Regions from separate parts of the Homo sapiens genome. Here regions 1 and 3 are each linked to region 2. A link is a contact called in ENCODE Hi-C data. All regions are on one chromosome and are shown on one strand. The core of a region is the stretch at or near the end of the contact, and the rest is flanking DNA. Distances in the headings are between cores, read along the strand shown. Region 1 has its middle 76 kb from the start of SLC4A4. Region 2 holds the start of SLC4A4 (solute carrier family 4 member 4). Region 3 has its middle 81 kb from the start of DCK.

What was found. Hi-C counts contacts between places; a loop is a spot of excess contacts on that map. Pooled maps may share reads with other maps.
Region 1: a map of natural killer cell shows a loop between it and region 2 (4-fold over the local background). The contact joins the enhancer-like site here to the promoter of SLC4A4 in region 2. A Hi-C loop is called at or near these places in 1 of 168 maps with a recorded cell type or tissue (natural killer cell) and 3 of 50 pooled maps.
Region 3: a loop to region 2 is called in a map of ascending aorta, with 6 times the contacts of the local background. The contact joins the enhancer-like site here to the promoter of SLC4A4 in region 2. A Hi-C loop is called at or near these places in 2 of 168 maps with a recorded cell type or tissue (ascending aorta and gastrocnemius medialis) and 3 of 50 pooled maps.

What each region holds. Positions count from the first base shown.
Region 1 is chr4:71,108,983-71,113,649 of GRCh38, reverse strand. It overlaps a transcript of SLC4A4 not described here. Among named protein-coding and RNA genes, the nearest start is that of SLC4A4, 76 kb to the left of the region's middle. Within about 2 kb of position 2,454, at least 3 of the 41 ENCODE cell types and tissues checked have a DNase peak (open chromatin) inside an H3K27ac peak, as active enhancers do; they include natural killer cell, where a contact is called at or near this core.
Region 2 is chr4:71,184,864-71,189,268 of GRCh38, reverse strand. It overlaps SLC4A4 (solute carrier family 4 member 4), which reads right to left and starts at 2,010. Exons shown (of 26, transcript NM_001098484.3): 1 at 1,868-2,010. LOC124900712 (a long non-coding RNA gene) reads left to right here and starts at 2,745. Exons shown (of 2, transcript XR_007058133.1): 1 at 2,745-4,405.
Region 3 is chr4:71,071,850-71,076,628 of GRCh38, reverse strand. It overlaps a transcript of SLC4A4 not described here. Among named protein-coding and RNA genes, the nearest start is that of DCK, 81 kb to the right of the region's middle. Within about 2 kb of position 1,773, at least 6 of the 41 ENCODE cell types and tissues checked have a DNase peak (open chromatin) inside an H3K27ac peak, as active enhancers do; they include ascending aorta, where a contact is called at or near this core.

The DNA.
Region 1 (4,667 bases), core at 1,205-3,704, 76 kb after region 2:
CTTTAGAAACCAGTGGTTCTCTATTAAAGTGCATGACCACCGCAATTAAGGATGGAAAGGGAACAGAGTCCAGTTGAAAGTGCACAGGGGAGCTGGGCAGAATGTAATTTAATTATCAGAGTTGGAATTTGTCCAGCACTCTACCTGCCATAAGGAAAGTCTCCTGGGATCTTCAGTGCCCACTAGTGGTCAGGATTCCAGCTTTACAGCCATCCAATTAAATTGCCAAGCACATCTTCTGCTATACCATAAGTGACAGGGCTGGGGAATCCACTCTGCTAATGAAGTATCTGGGGCCTTGTGTCAGTTTCCCAGAGGATTTTTCAGGGTATGTGGATATGTGTACAAGGCCAAGTAAAGATGAACCTAATAAGAAGTACTTCCATTATGGATAATGAGCAAGAGAGACTTTAACCATCTCTTCTCCACCTGATTAGTGTTGGACAATCTCTACAGCATAAATTAGAATACAATTGAAAAACGAGGAACTCTGGGCAGTCTCCAGGAGCCTCCTCCACTCAGTTTCTTCATTATGGTCAAGCTCAAAATGTACACATTGCTTTGCATAGTCCCTCATGCCCTCTGGAGGAATTCACCCTCGCACTTTACAGCAGATCTTACTTCAGGATCTCAATCTACTCTTCAAGATCAAACTGCAGGGTAAAGGTCCTCATTTTCCCATATTTTTAGATTAAAATATGACTCCACCTTCTTCAATTTCCCCCTTTTAAGGAAGGACAATGATACCTGTCATCTCAACAAAATCTCAAGAATGATCACTAAATATTTTTTTCCAAAGTGAAAAGTAGGAAAGCCCCTTCAAATTACCTAACGCAGTGGTTCCCAGACATTATTCCATTAACCAGGAACACTAGAATCACTTTTAAAGTTTATTAAAAAGAGAGATTCCCAGGTCCCACTCCAGATCTACTGAAACAGAATGACCAAGTATTGGAGCGGGGTATTTGAATTCTCTACAAGCCCACAAGGTCAGTCTGCTTGTTTGGGACCCAAGACTGACTTCCTTTGGAGGCAAAATAACAAAGGCCCAAGGTGTGATTCTGAAAAGAAAACTTTATCTATATATCACACATAATGCACACAATATCTTTTTCCCTTTTCTGTGTTTATTTTGTTTCCTTTATGCATAGCTTCTATTTTAGATCCCATCATCTCAGTTATCAAGTTTAATTTATTTCTTCCCAGGAAGCATTGTGTAAAATTACTCTGGGATTTTATGAAAATTGATGCTAATTAACCCGACTATATTTATTTTCACACTCAGATAATATGAGTAATCCATGAGAGACATTGAACTTTAGACACAAGGGAAGTTAAAACTCCTATGACGCAAATAGAGACATTAGAAAAAGACTATTGGACAATTTAAAACTAACCGAATGCTACTCTTTCCTGTTACTGTGATTGATGTTCCAACATAATTGTTTGTTTTTAATTAGTGGAAAGGAGATGTTTGAAGACATTGCAGAAATCTGGTGCCATAGCAGCCAGAGTGGAAGGAAGATAGCCAAAACTTGCCTATGCAATTGAAATTTTATTCATCTGTAAACTCAGATGGTTGTAGCACAGGATGTCTCTCAACTCCTTACTTGGTCAAAACTGCCAGCAGTCTGTGAATATTAAGAAATTTAAGGCCAAGCACAGTGGTTCACGTCTGTAATCTCAGCACTTTGGAAGGCCGAGGCGGGTGGATCACTTGAGGGCAGGAGTTCAAGACCAGCCTGGCCAACATGGTGAAACCCTGTTTCTACTAAAAATACAAAAATTAGCTGAGTGTGGTGGCACGTGCCTGTGATCCCAGCTACTCGGGAGGCTGAGGCAGGAGAATCACTTGAGCCTGGGAGGCAGAGGTTGCAGTGAGCCAAAAAAAGCACCACTGCACTCCAGCCTGGGTGATAGAGTGAGATTCTGTCTCAAACAAATAAATAAAAAGAAATTTAGCGGCCAGGCACAGTGGCTCAAGCCTGTAATCCCAGCACTTTGGGAGGCCAAGGCGGGTGGGGTGGATCACCTGAGGTCAGGAGTTCAAGACCAGCCTGGCCAACATGGTGAAACCCCCATCTCTACTAAAAATACAAAAAAAAAAAAAAAAAAAAAAAAAAAACCTGAGCGTGGTGGCAGGCACCTGTAATCCAGCTACTCAGGAGGCTGAGGCAGGAGAATCACTTGAACCCCGGAGGCAGAGGTTGCAGTGAGCCAAGATCACGTCATTGCACTCCAGCCTGGGTGACAAGAGCAAGACTCTGTCTCTAAATAAATAAATAGAGATTAAGAAGAACAAGAACATGCAACTTAGCAGTCATCTGATACCCTTACATCTGGCTTTTATGTGGCTTTTAAAAAGAAAAGCAGGAAATATTTGTAGGCCAAATAGGGTGACAAGTTGTCTACGTTTATTCAGTACTGAGAGATTTCCCCAGGACACAGGATATTTTCAGCATGAAAACCTAGACAGTCCCAGGCAAACCACCATGGTTGATTATCATAAAGCCAGACACTGAGTTCATGAGATTAAATAATTTTTTTATCCTGTAAATATAATTAACCTTTAGGCATACTGAGAGGTGAAGCTGGAGTTGCCCAGATTTTGAACAAGTGGCTGGAACCTGACAAGCTACTTCTAATATTCTGAAGTATCCCAACCATGATTAGAGTATAAAATAGCATCTGAGAGTAAAAGGACCTGATTTTTTTAGATCAAGTTTGATCTGATTAAAGGGCAACAGAGCACTTGAGAAGGAAATGTAGGTAAACATCTTTATTAAAGAGGGGCCTGGGGATTGTATTGTACACAGAACTAAATTATACACAGTACTTCAAACTGAAGAGCCCATTACAAAGCAAATCATTTAAAAAGAATCTAGAGCCTCCCAAACAGATATTATACAATGACCTACAAACAAAACATCAGTTGACTTCTCTCAGAGTAAACATGGATAGCCTTAGTAAGCATATCTAATTACCTAAACTCCCCAGCTCATATTTCTGACCATTAGATATGCCTGCCCTACGAACTTAGGCAAGAACAAGGATCCATCCATGGAACTTCTAAAGGTTAATTCATACAATTAAGGAATTATTTCGTTTCACTTTAAAGTTAACATAAAAGTTACCATGAGATTTGCCCAGGTACAGTGGCTCACATCTGTAATCCCAGCACTTTGGGAGACCATGGTGGGTGGAATACCTGAGGTCAGGAGTTTGAGACCAGCCTGAGCAACATGGTGAAACCCCATCTCTACGAAAATTAGCTGGGCATGGTAACATGTGCCTGTAGTCCCAGCTACTCAGGAGGCTGAGGTGGGAAGATCTCTTGAGCCTGGAATGTCGAGGCTGCAGTGAGCCATGATCATACCACTGCACTCCAGCATGGGCAGCAGAGTGAGACCCTGTCTAAGAAAATAAATAAATAAATAATAAAAATTAAAATGTACACTAGGCCACAGAGGATGCTGGGAAGATGATTGAATAGAAAGCACCAGGAATCTGTTTCCCCACCCAGACAGTAATTACAATCCAGCAATCTGCCTGATGCAACGATTTTGGAACTCTGTAGTCTATTGAAGATTTGCAACTTCCAGGGGAAAACTTGGATGGTAAGTTGCAAATAATTTTCATCAATTTCAGCTCTTAGCTCAGCAATAGCTACCCATCCTCCTTCCACCCCCATCCCACTGGCAGGCAGTTGTGCATGTGTTCCTAGAGCAACCTTGCACACAACTTTGGGAGCAAGGCTAGATTTTTAAAAGCACCCTATTTCCCCTTTGGTAAAAAAGGTAGAAAAATTGCCGGGTGTGGTGGCTCATGTCTATAATCCCAGCACTTCGGGAGGCCGAGGACGACAGATCACTTGGGGTCAGGGTTTCGAGACCAGCCTGGCCAACATAGTGAAAACCCATCTCTATTAAAAATACAAAACGTAGCCTGGTGTGGCAGTGCACACCTGTAGTCCCAGCTTCTTGGGAGGCTGAGGCATAACAATCTCTTGAATCCAAGAGGCATAGGTTGCAGTGAGCTGAGATGGTGCCACCGTACTCTGGCCTGGGTGACAGAGCAAGACTCCTCTCAAAAAAAAAAAGGTAGAAAAATAAAAATAAAAATAAAGGACCCTGTCCTCCAAATATCAGGGACCTGAGCTCCAATCGTTGATTGCTGCCTCTGATCACAGAGATGCAACAGGGAGGCAGTGGCCATTATTGTTTACCTCCCTCCATTGTTGCAAGCCTCTCTCCCTTTGGTTGAAGTGACTTCCAGGGGATTTAAAGGATTGGTGCATTTTCCCCCCTTCGTTTTTCTCTTTTTCCTCTTTTGGGAGCCAGACTTTAAAGACTAGGACACTCAAAAGCAACTACATATATGGGGGAAATTAGAAAATCACCATGAATGCCCAGGAAAAGATGTAGGCTCTGAAAAGATCTTCAGTTCATACCTAAGGCAGATTCTCAGCACAGAGACAGCCTACAGCAATCAAAAAACAAAAACAAAAACAGCAAACCCTGAGGAAGAGGAGAATCTGATTTTCAGAGACATCACATTATTAGAGTCAAATATCCAGATTTCAACAAAAAATCACAAGATATGTAAAGGAATAGGAAAATATAGCCCATTTAAAGAAAAAATATATATAAACCAACAGAAAATGTCCC
Region 2 (4,405 bases), core at 761-3,260:
GGTGTCTAATGTATGTTTTTAAGTCTCCAGAAATGACCCCAAAAGAGCAAATGGCACCAAAACCCTCATTCTGAAGTACACTTAAATCCAAAATGTTGGGGGTTTCTTAGTTTTCAGTTTTTTTAACATGGCTGGGACTATCAAAATATCCCATCTTGTCCTTGTCACCCCCACTCCTACAAATGTTCTCTGCCTCAACAGCTCATAATGTAGTGGTACTGCTTTCCTGTCTCCATCTACATATATGAGAGTTTCTCTGTCATCTTACTTGACAGTGTGGGATACAGTTAAAACAAATCATTCAATTTCAAGATCTACCACAAAGACCAGAATCCTATCAGTACTTTTAACTTTAAAATGAAAGTAAAAGTTTTTTCTCAGCTATAAAAGTTATAGAAAAATAAACAGGCACACTTCCTTTGAATGAAGTTATACTAATATCTTCAGTCTAAGTACTAAAATGACCATGTAAATTATTTACATGCTAATATGAAAGACACAAGAAAGAGAGCTGTAGTCAGAAACGTTTTCAAAAGACATCACATTGGCTATAAAAAGCTACTGAATATTGTTCTAATGGCATTGACGAATCTACTGAAATCACAATGAAAAAAAAAAGCCCAAATGAGCAATGTACACTTTAATTAATTTAATTCAGGTAGTATTACAACTCCAAGTCCCAAGATACAAGAAAAAAGAGAAATACAGTACAACACAGTGTCTCTTAGGAAAGGAACTGCTGCAGGATTTGAGACAATGAGCGTTTAGTACAGCCCAGTGTTCTTGATTTCTCATTAGGAGCAACTTTCCAGGGCACTGAAGCGAACCAGGAAAAGAAATGGGGAGGGTAAGCCAAAGGGGTCGCTGCTCTTCAGTGTCAAGTTGGAAAGAGCTTGCTGCGATCAATTATGCTGAGAAGGTAGGGCCTTGAGAGGGAAGGAAGGATAGAAAAAAACAGTTTTACAGGGCGCTGAAAAAAGTGATAGAAGAGAGGTAGAACTGCTTCCTCCATCTTTCACGTCAAGTTCAAGTTTTTCTTTTTGTTCTATAAGAACTTTTGTCTTTATGGTGCTTGCTGCGGTTTGCTGATGTAGTTCCCAGGTCCTGCCTTCCTCTGGTGACTTATTAACGGACTGGCAACGGCTGAGTAAAATGCACTTAAGAAAAAAGAAATCACCTCTCTTTGCCAAGACTCACATGCTGCCCAGTACCTGAGGGAGAGCTCCGTTGTCGCTGGCCAAGAGAAATTCCAGTTTAACCTATGCCTCCCCTAGCCAAATCCATTGCAAATAAATGTGTGTGTGCCACTTGCAGAGAATCTGCCTGACTCACCCCCCGCCTTTGGCGTGCCAGGGAGAGATGTAAATGCTCCGTCCTGGAGCTGGCAGTGAAGTGGGGGCCGCGGCCTCGGTAGCACCAAGAGTCCCCAAATCTCCCCCTGTGATGGGTTTAGGGATGTGTTCCTCTCAAGCAGGTGCCTGGTCACAGGGCGACCACCCAGGCTCACAGCAACACACGTGTCACTGAGCCCGAGCCCAGCCCGCCGCAGAACTGGCCCCGCAGTCCTCGTAAAGACGCCCAGTTGCGCGCAGGGGACTTAGCAGTGAGGGAGAAGCAGACCACCCAAACTCTTCCTCTAAACCCTAAGAAGGAAAAAAAATACTTTTCCGCGGAAGCAGCCTCCACACACCGCCCGCGCCCAGCTCAGGGGATGCCCGGCCCGCAATTGACCTCTCTCTCCCTCCCAGGAGCGCGCTGAGGCCGCCTGCGCGCCCTACGGAATCGGCCCCCGGGCCCGCGCCCGCCTCCGCCTTGGAGCGAGGGACCCCATCGACCCTCCCGGCAGCTGCCGGGGCCGGGCGCTCACCTCCTGGGGTCTGGCTTCCGTCGCTCCTCCAGTTTGGCGGCGGAGTGTGGGGCTGCAGCGGCCACTGCCACTGCCGCCGCCGCCGCCGCCTTCGCTGCCACCGCGGCCGCCGCCGCCACCGAAGCGCTGCCCGGCGCGCCGCCGGGGTTGGAGGCTGGGGGGCCGCGGAATCCCTGGAGGCGCGAGCCCGGGACGCGGCGGGGCCGAGCCGCGGGAAGTTGTCTGCGCCGGGCGCGGAGCGAGCGGGGCGCCAGTCACCCGCGCCCAAGTAGTCACAACTTTGCCGCCTGGGTGGGTGCGCGCTCCGGAGAGAGGCGAGCGCGGGAGAGCGGGGCAAAGGCGCTGGGGCGGGAGGGTCTTCGGAGCAGGCAGGACTGCAACCTGAACGGCCCGCGAGGAAAGGGGAAAGGTGGCGCGGGGGGATGTCTACACAGCCTGTGTGGTGCGCGGCGAGCGAGTGTGTAAGAGCGCGGGCGTCTACTCTACTTTGCCTCCTGCAGCTCCTGCATATTTATGGGGATCTCTGATGTTCCTGCTAGTAACTAACACTGCAGCAGTGGAGCCCAGCCCAGGCGCCCCTCGGGAGCAAGCCGGGGTGCGGGGGCTCACGGAAGGCGGCCGCGGCGGAGGCTGTGCCGCGAGCGCGAGCCTGCGATCCATATTTAAAGCCGTAAGTGGCCTCGGCCGGCCCCCTGCCCTGCCCTCGCTCGTGCCCGCCAGCCCGGCCCCCACCGCTCCGGGCCGCTGCTCGGCGTCAGCCGCCCGGGCATCGGCGGCGGGGAGGGGCCTCGAGCCGCGCCGCCTCCGCCGGGGGCTTGGGCTCTGTGCGCAGCGCCCGCCCGGAGCTGGCGGAGGACCCGGCTCCGGACCGGCCGCTCTTGCCTCCCAGGTTCCTTTTCTCTCACGCCCTGGGCTGGGTCCTAGGTCCAGCTTTTTGTCCTACTCAAAAGAGTTCCCCAGTGGGGAGAGCCTGTGCTTTCATGCAGAACTAAAATTGCGTGAGTTTCCCAGCTCAGATCACTCTTGACTCTACTTTATAAAACTTGGGGCGTATAGAGTGCTGCCATAACACAGTATTAAGTAATTGTTCACCTTTAACAAAAGATGTCTGAAGATAACGTGGTTGTCAACTGTGTCCTTCACTTATGTCACTGATGCCTTTCTGTCTTCCTTGGGAGTTAGGAAAACAGCCTTAGCAAAGTGATTATTTGTATTTATTCTGTTCCTAAGTCTAATAATGAGGTTCAAGTACTCTTTGCCAAGCAAATAATATATCAGTGATCCAGCACCATTGCCATTGGTAAACTATTGAATCATAAGTAAACCATTAAGATATGAACAGACTGTCAGCACAGACACACCATCTATTGTTCTGGGTACTGCTAGAGAGTAGTCACTTAATGGATTGCAACCACATGGTATATCATGCAAGTGTATATCATTTTCTAGTAATACATATTATATGTAATGTGTATGTGGACATCACTGACCAAACTGTGTTTTCAACAGTAGCCACCAAAATGCATAAAGCTCAAGAGAAATAATTTAACATACCAACTGCTCCTGGTCCCCAGTATTTCTTCAATACAAAGCTATAGCTTATAGGACCTCCAAGAGAAAAAAAAAATGAGGGTAGGGAGGAAATAATTTGAGGACAGAGGCTTTTCTTTCTAGTATTCAAAACTGGAAGAGATCCAGAGATCCATGGTGCCTCACCAGTGCTTGGAAAGCAGGTATGGAGCCTGTGTCTTTTAAAAAGTTTCTATCTTTAAAATCCTTAGTTAATGCTCAGAAGGCACAAGGAAACACGCCAATCTGATGTCTGAAATTAAAATGTACTGTCATGTGTCTGTTGTCACATCTGGCTCACATATATGTTCACACATTCTACATAACCCAGTGCAGTGATATATCACTGGGAATTTTTCATGGGAAACTCAAAACCAAAGATAAAACAAAAATTTAGCTTTAAAGTTTTCACCTAAATGATTATGTTCTGTTTCTAGGCTAATGTTAAAATTAACTTTCACTCCCTGAGCAGGCAGTTAGCAAGAATCAGCAACCGCAAAGTAAGCTAACAGGCAAAGGGAAGTCACTTTTGTATTAAAAATTTGCCATTGCTGTTCAGCAGTTTTTCACACTGTGGATTATGTATTTCAACATAGCTGGCAATTTCTCATTATAATCGTGAAGCAGCCATGAACACTCAGTGCTGGTGAATAAGAAAGAAAAAGTCCAAGAAACACATTTTTCAAGCATTCTGCTGCAAAATATATCAAACTTTCCTTCACGTAAGTTAAATAGGTAACTCCTGAAGGCATTTCAGTACAAAGATTGGCAAGAATTTACCCTAAAAGGAGCATAAAGTTGGTTTGTGGGGTGGGAGGCAGGGAGACAATGAGAGTACTATAGAGGTGAGATTTGGTATGTGTCTTAAATTAATGAGAAAAAGAGTCTTTGGCAAAGCGTTGACAACCTCTGTTATCATTTTCATTACTTGATGTTTGCTATCCCACAATTAAAAGAGTGTTCTATTTC
Region 3 (4,779 bases), core at 524-3,023, 110 kb after region 2:
CTGCCACAGAAGAGTTAAGCACATTGCAGAAAACCCAAAGAAACAAACCTTCACATTAAAGTGCCCAGGATTAAAGTTGATACTTTTTTTTTTTTTAAAGACAGAGTCTGGCTTCATTGTCCAGGCTGGAGTGCAATGATGCAATCTTGGCTCACTGCAACCTCCTCCTCCCGGGTTTAAGTGATTCTCCTGCCTCAGCCTCCTGAGTAGCTGGGATTATAGGCATGTGCCACCATGCCAGCTAATTTTTTGGTATTTTTAGTCGAGACAGGGTTTCACTATGTTGGCCAGGCTGGTCTTGAACTTCTGGCCTCCGTTGATCCGCCCAGCTCAGCCTCACAAAATGCTGGGATTACAGACAAAAGTAGATTCTTTTATTCATTCAACAATATTCTTCAAGCATCTGCTTCATTTTCCAGATAACATTCTCGGGACTAAGAACACATTCTAAGCACTGAGGAATTCGTTTTGTCCTCAGTGGAGTTTACACTGTAGCTGAGGAAGAAAGACAATAAATAAATAAACAAAAATATAATTTGTTAGGTTGTGATAAAAACAATAAGCAAACATGAAGTAGGGTAAGATAGGTAAGGGGAAACAGGGGCAGGTTGACGGGATTGCTATTTATTTATTTATTTATTTATTTATTTATTTATTTATTTATTTATTTAGAGATGGAGTCTCGCTCTGTCGCCAGGCTGGAGTGCAATGGCAATCTTGGCTCACTGCAACCTCCTCCCAGGTTCAAGCAATTCTCCTGCCTCAGCCTCCCGAGTAGCTGGGACTACAGGCGCCCACCACCATGCCTGGCTAATTTTTGTATTTTTAGTGGGGACGGGGTTTCACCATGTTGATCAGATGTTGAACTCCTGACCTTGTGATCTGCCCACCTCGGCCTCCCAAAATGCTGGGATTACAGGCGTGAGCCACCGCGCCCGGCCGTGATTGCTATTTCAGATTGGGTAGTCAGCCAAGACATTTGAGCGGAGACCTGAAGGAAGAGCTGGAGTGAGCCATGGAGAGAGCTGGCGGAAACACCCCAGGCAGCGTGAACAGCAAGGGCAAAGTTCCTGGGACAACAGTGGGTTTGGCATGTTCAAGGAACAGCAGAAGCCAGTGTGGCTGATGTGAAGTGAGCAAGAAGGAAGGGGGTGAGAAGTGAAGCTGGAGATCACGAAGTACCTTACAGAGCATGGCAAGGGCTTTTGTTTTTTCTCTGATTGAAATGAGAGACAAAAAATAGGATTGCATTTCCTTTGCCTCACTGAAAAAGACAGTCCCTTATGTCCATCTGGGATGAAATGGAAGGTAAGAAAGAAATACATTAATAGAAATCACAATAGCAAGGAAGGAAGAGACTAGTCCGGATGAACAACACACTGCTTTGAAATCCACTTTAAGATCCTAACATAGATTCTTGCGATTTTTATCTAAAACATTGTTAATAGTAGGCTGACATTCGTGATTTCCTTCAGTCTAAATGCAGTAACCTCCTATTTTCCCATCAGGTGCAATAAGAATGCTAGTCTAAATTCAGCCTAATCCTGGTGCTAATAATAGCGCAAATGTGAAGAGCGTCTCTGAGCTAGAGATCCCCAATTTTGGCTTCTGAATTAAGCCTTGTTATATGTCCTCCAGGTTCAAGCTAATCCTTTTACTCTAATGAACAAAGTTTAAGGAGAGGCACTGACACTGTACCAGAAGTAGAAGTCAGAACAAACAACGATCAAGCACTAGCCAGGCAAATGTGCCAGCGTGAAGTCATTTCGTCTTCCTGGTTGCTGTATTTTTAGCAGTCCCTGCTGAGCAACTCATTTTCCCACACTGAGGCCACCAGGACAATTTGCCGACAGAATTTGCACACAGTTGCACAAACTACTTTGTTTAAATCTCATAACCTTTATTTTCTTCCTTCATTTTTCTTTTTGCTTGCTCCCTTCCCTCTTTCCCTCCCTTCTTCCTTCCTCCCCTTCTTCCTTCCTTTCTCTTCTCCTTTTTCTCCTTTCTTCCTTTCCTCTTTCCTTCCTCCTCCCTCCTTTCCTTCCTTTCTTTTTCTTAATAATCATGGCTACGTCCTAGACATAACTCCTTTAAAGTTTCTCACTGCTTTTTTGAAAGACCTTGCTGTGTTTAATTTTAATGGTGAGTTAAGTACAAAGAAAGGAACATCTGTTTTGAACAACAATGAAGTTTGTTTTGTGGAACTCAATTTCTCCTGGTGAATTATATTTCTAGTAAAATACTTTAATGGTCATTTCTGCAAAACAGATGAAAAATTTTTCTTTAAAATAGATGCCAGTCAGGGAGCTATATGGGAACTCTTGCTGGTGCAGCCTCAAGTCTCAGCCTATTCTCCTCTTTACAGCTCTCAACACCTGGATTCTTATCTTCCCAGACTCACTGGGATTTGAAGATTCTCATTTATTATTTATCACTATGGAGAAACAGAGTGACAGAAATAAATGATGTCACTAAACTTTTTAAAGTTCCATCAAGTTTTTCAGGTAATTAATCCCTATTCTATACTGACATCTAACTAGAGGTAAGCAAATCTCTCTTATAGTAGCACCTTTCCTGGATTTTTTTTTTCTTTTTCTTGAGACAGCATCTGGCTCTCCCGGGCTCAAGTGGTCTTTCCACCTCAGCCTCCCAAGTAGCTGGGACTACAGGCACACACCATCACACCAAATTAATTTTTGTATTTTTTTGTAGAGACAGGTTTTCGCCATATTGCCCAGGCTGATCTTGAACTCCTGAGCTCAAGTGGTCAACCCGCCTCAGCCTTTCAAAATGCTGGGATTTTAAAGGTGTAAGCCACCGCACCCGGCCTTTTCTGGATTTTCTTAGGAAATTCCATCCATCAAGTATTTATACAGCATTTTTTTTATGTGCAGGTACTGTTCTAGGTGCTGGAGAGACAGCAGTACCAAAAAGGGGGTAAAATTCCTTACACTAGTAGAGCTTACATTCCAGTGGAGGGAAACATACATTATAAAAATAAATATGTGAAATATAGTTTGTGAAGTGGTGATAAATGCTACAGAGAAAAATCAACCAGAATAGGTGGAGAGGTGGGGGTTGTGCACTTTTAAATAGGTGGTCTGGGAAGGTCTCACTGAAAAGGTACATTTGAACAGAATACTTGAAAGAATCAAACATATGAGGCACCCTTGCAGAAAGCATTTTGACTTCATTTCCTTTCTAAAAACATATTCTCCAGGGTGGTTTTAAGGAAGCATATTTTATAGCCTTTTTGATTACTTTACAAAAATTTAAATGTGTTAGCTCAAAGATGACCGCTCTCACCATTATTATCTAACATTGCTCTGGAAAAGATAGTAGCCAATGAAACTGGTCAATAAAAGAAATTAGGTATAAAAATAGCAAAGGAAGAGATAAACTTCATAATGTGTAGATGATCTATCAGTTGTTAAACTTAAAGGGAAAAAAATTGCAATTAAAAGAATTCAGCAATGTGACTGGTTACAAAGTTAATATACAAACATTAATTGCCTTCATATGTATTAATACAATCAACAACCAGTTTAAAAATCCAAAGGAAGGCTGGGCACTGTGGCTCACACCTGTAATCCCAGAACTTTGGGAGACCAAGGCAGGCGGATCCCTCAAGCCCAGGAGTTCATGGCGAAACCCCGTCTCTACCAAAATAATAATAATAATAATAATACAAAAATTAACTGGGCATAGTGGCATGCACCTTTAGCCCCAGCTTCTCAGGAGATTGAGGTGGGAGGATCGCTTAAGCCCAAGAGGCAGAGGTTAGAGCAAGCTGCAATCACGCCACTGCACTCCAGCCTGGGCAACAGAGCAAGACACCTGTCTCAAAAAATAAAAATAAAAAGGAAGATAAACCCCCATTTATAATTGCAACAACAAAAAAAAGGACCAAAATATTAGGTTCATGATTAGAAAGATTCAACATCATGAAGACAGCAATTCTCTCTTTAAAGCTATAACTGTAATGTAATCCCAATAAAAATATCAACATAATTTTTGTTAGAAAAATAGCAAGCTGTATCTAAAGTGCATATTAAAAGGAAAAAAAAAGCCATAAGGCTGGGAAGCTCTAAAAAATAAAAAAATGAATAAAAAGAGAAGACTATGCCTATCATTTTTATTTTTATTTTGAAGCTTCACTAATTAGAATAGTGTGGTACTACTGAATGGGTGATAAATTGCTGAATGAAACAGAATAGAAAGTCTAACAATAGACATAACTATACTAAGGAATTTAGTCTATGACTAAAGGTGGCTTTGCACACCAGTGGAGGAAAAGATGGATTAGTTAGTATATGGTTTGGGAACAACAACAGCCATCTATACAAAATTTTAATGTCATATCCTTCATACCAAAATAAATTTTTAGTACATAAAAGTTTTAAACGTAAAAACAGAAACATAACATAAAGCATTAGAAATAGGAAATAATTTTTTAATAGACTCAGGGTAGGGAAGACCTTCCTAAGTATTATACAAAAGATTGTAACTATTAAAAATTGATCAATTCAAATACATACAAATTTTAAAATTTCACATGGCAAAAGGCAAAATTAAAAGAAATATTTTTGCAACAAGGAGAAAAAGAAACATTCGTGCTTTGCTGGTAGAAGTAAAAATTGGTGCCAGCTCTGTTGAGAGTGATTTGGCACTATTAAAATTAAATTTTCAAGTGTACATGCCTTTAACTCAGAAATTCCACTTCTAGGAATTTATTTCATACATCTATTGACACATATGAAAAAGATATGCACAAGGATA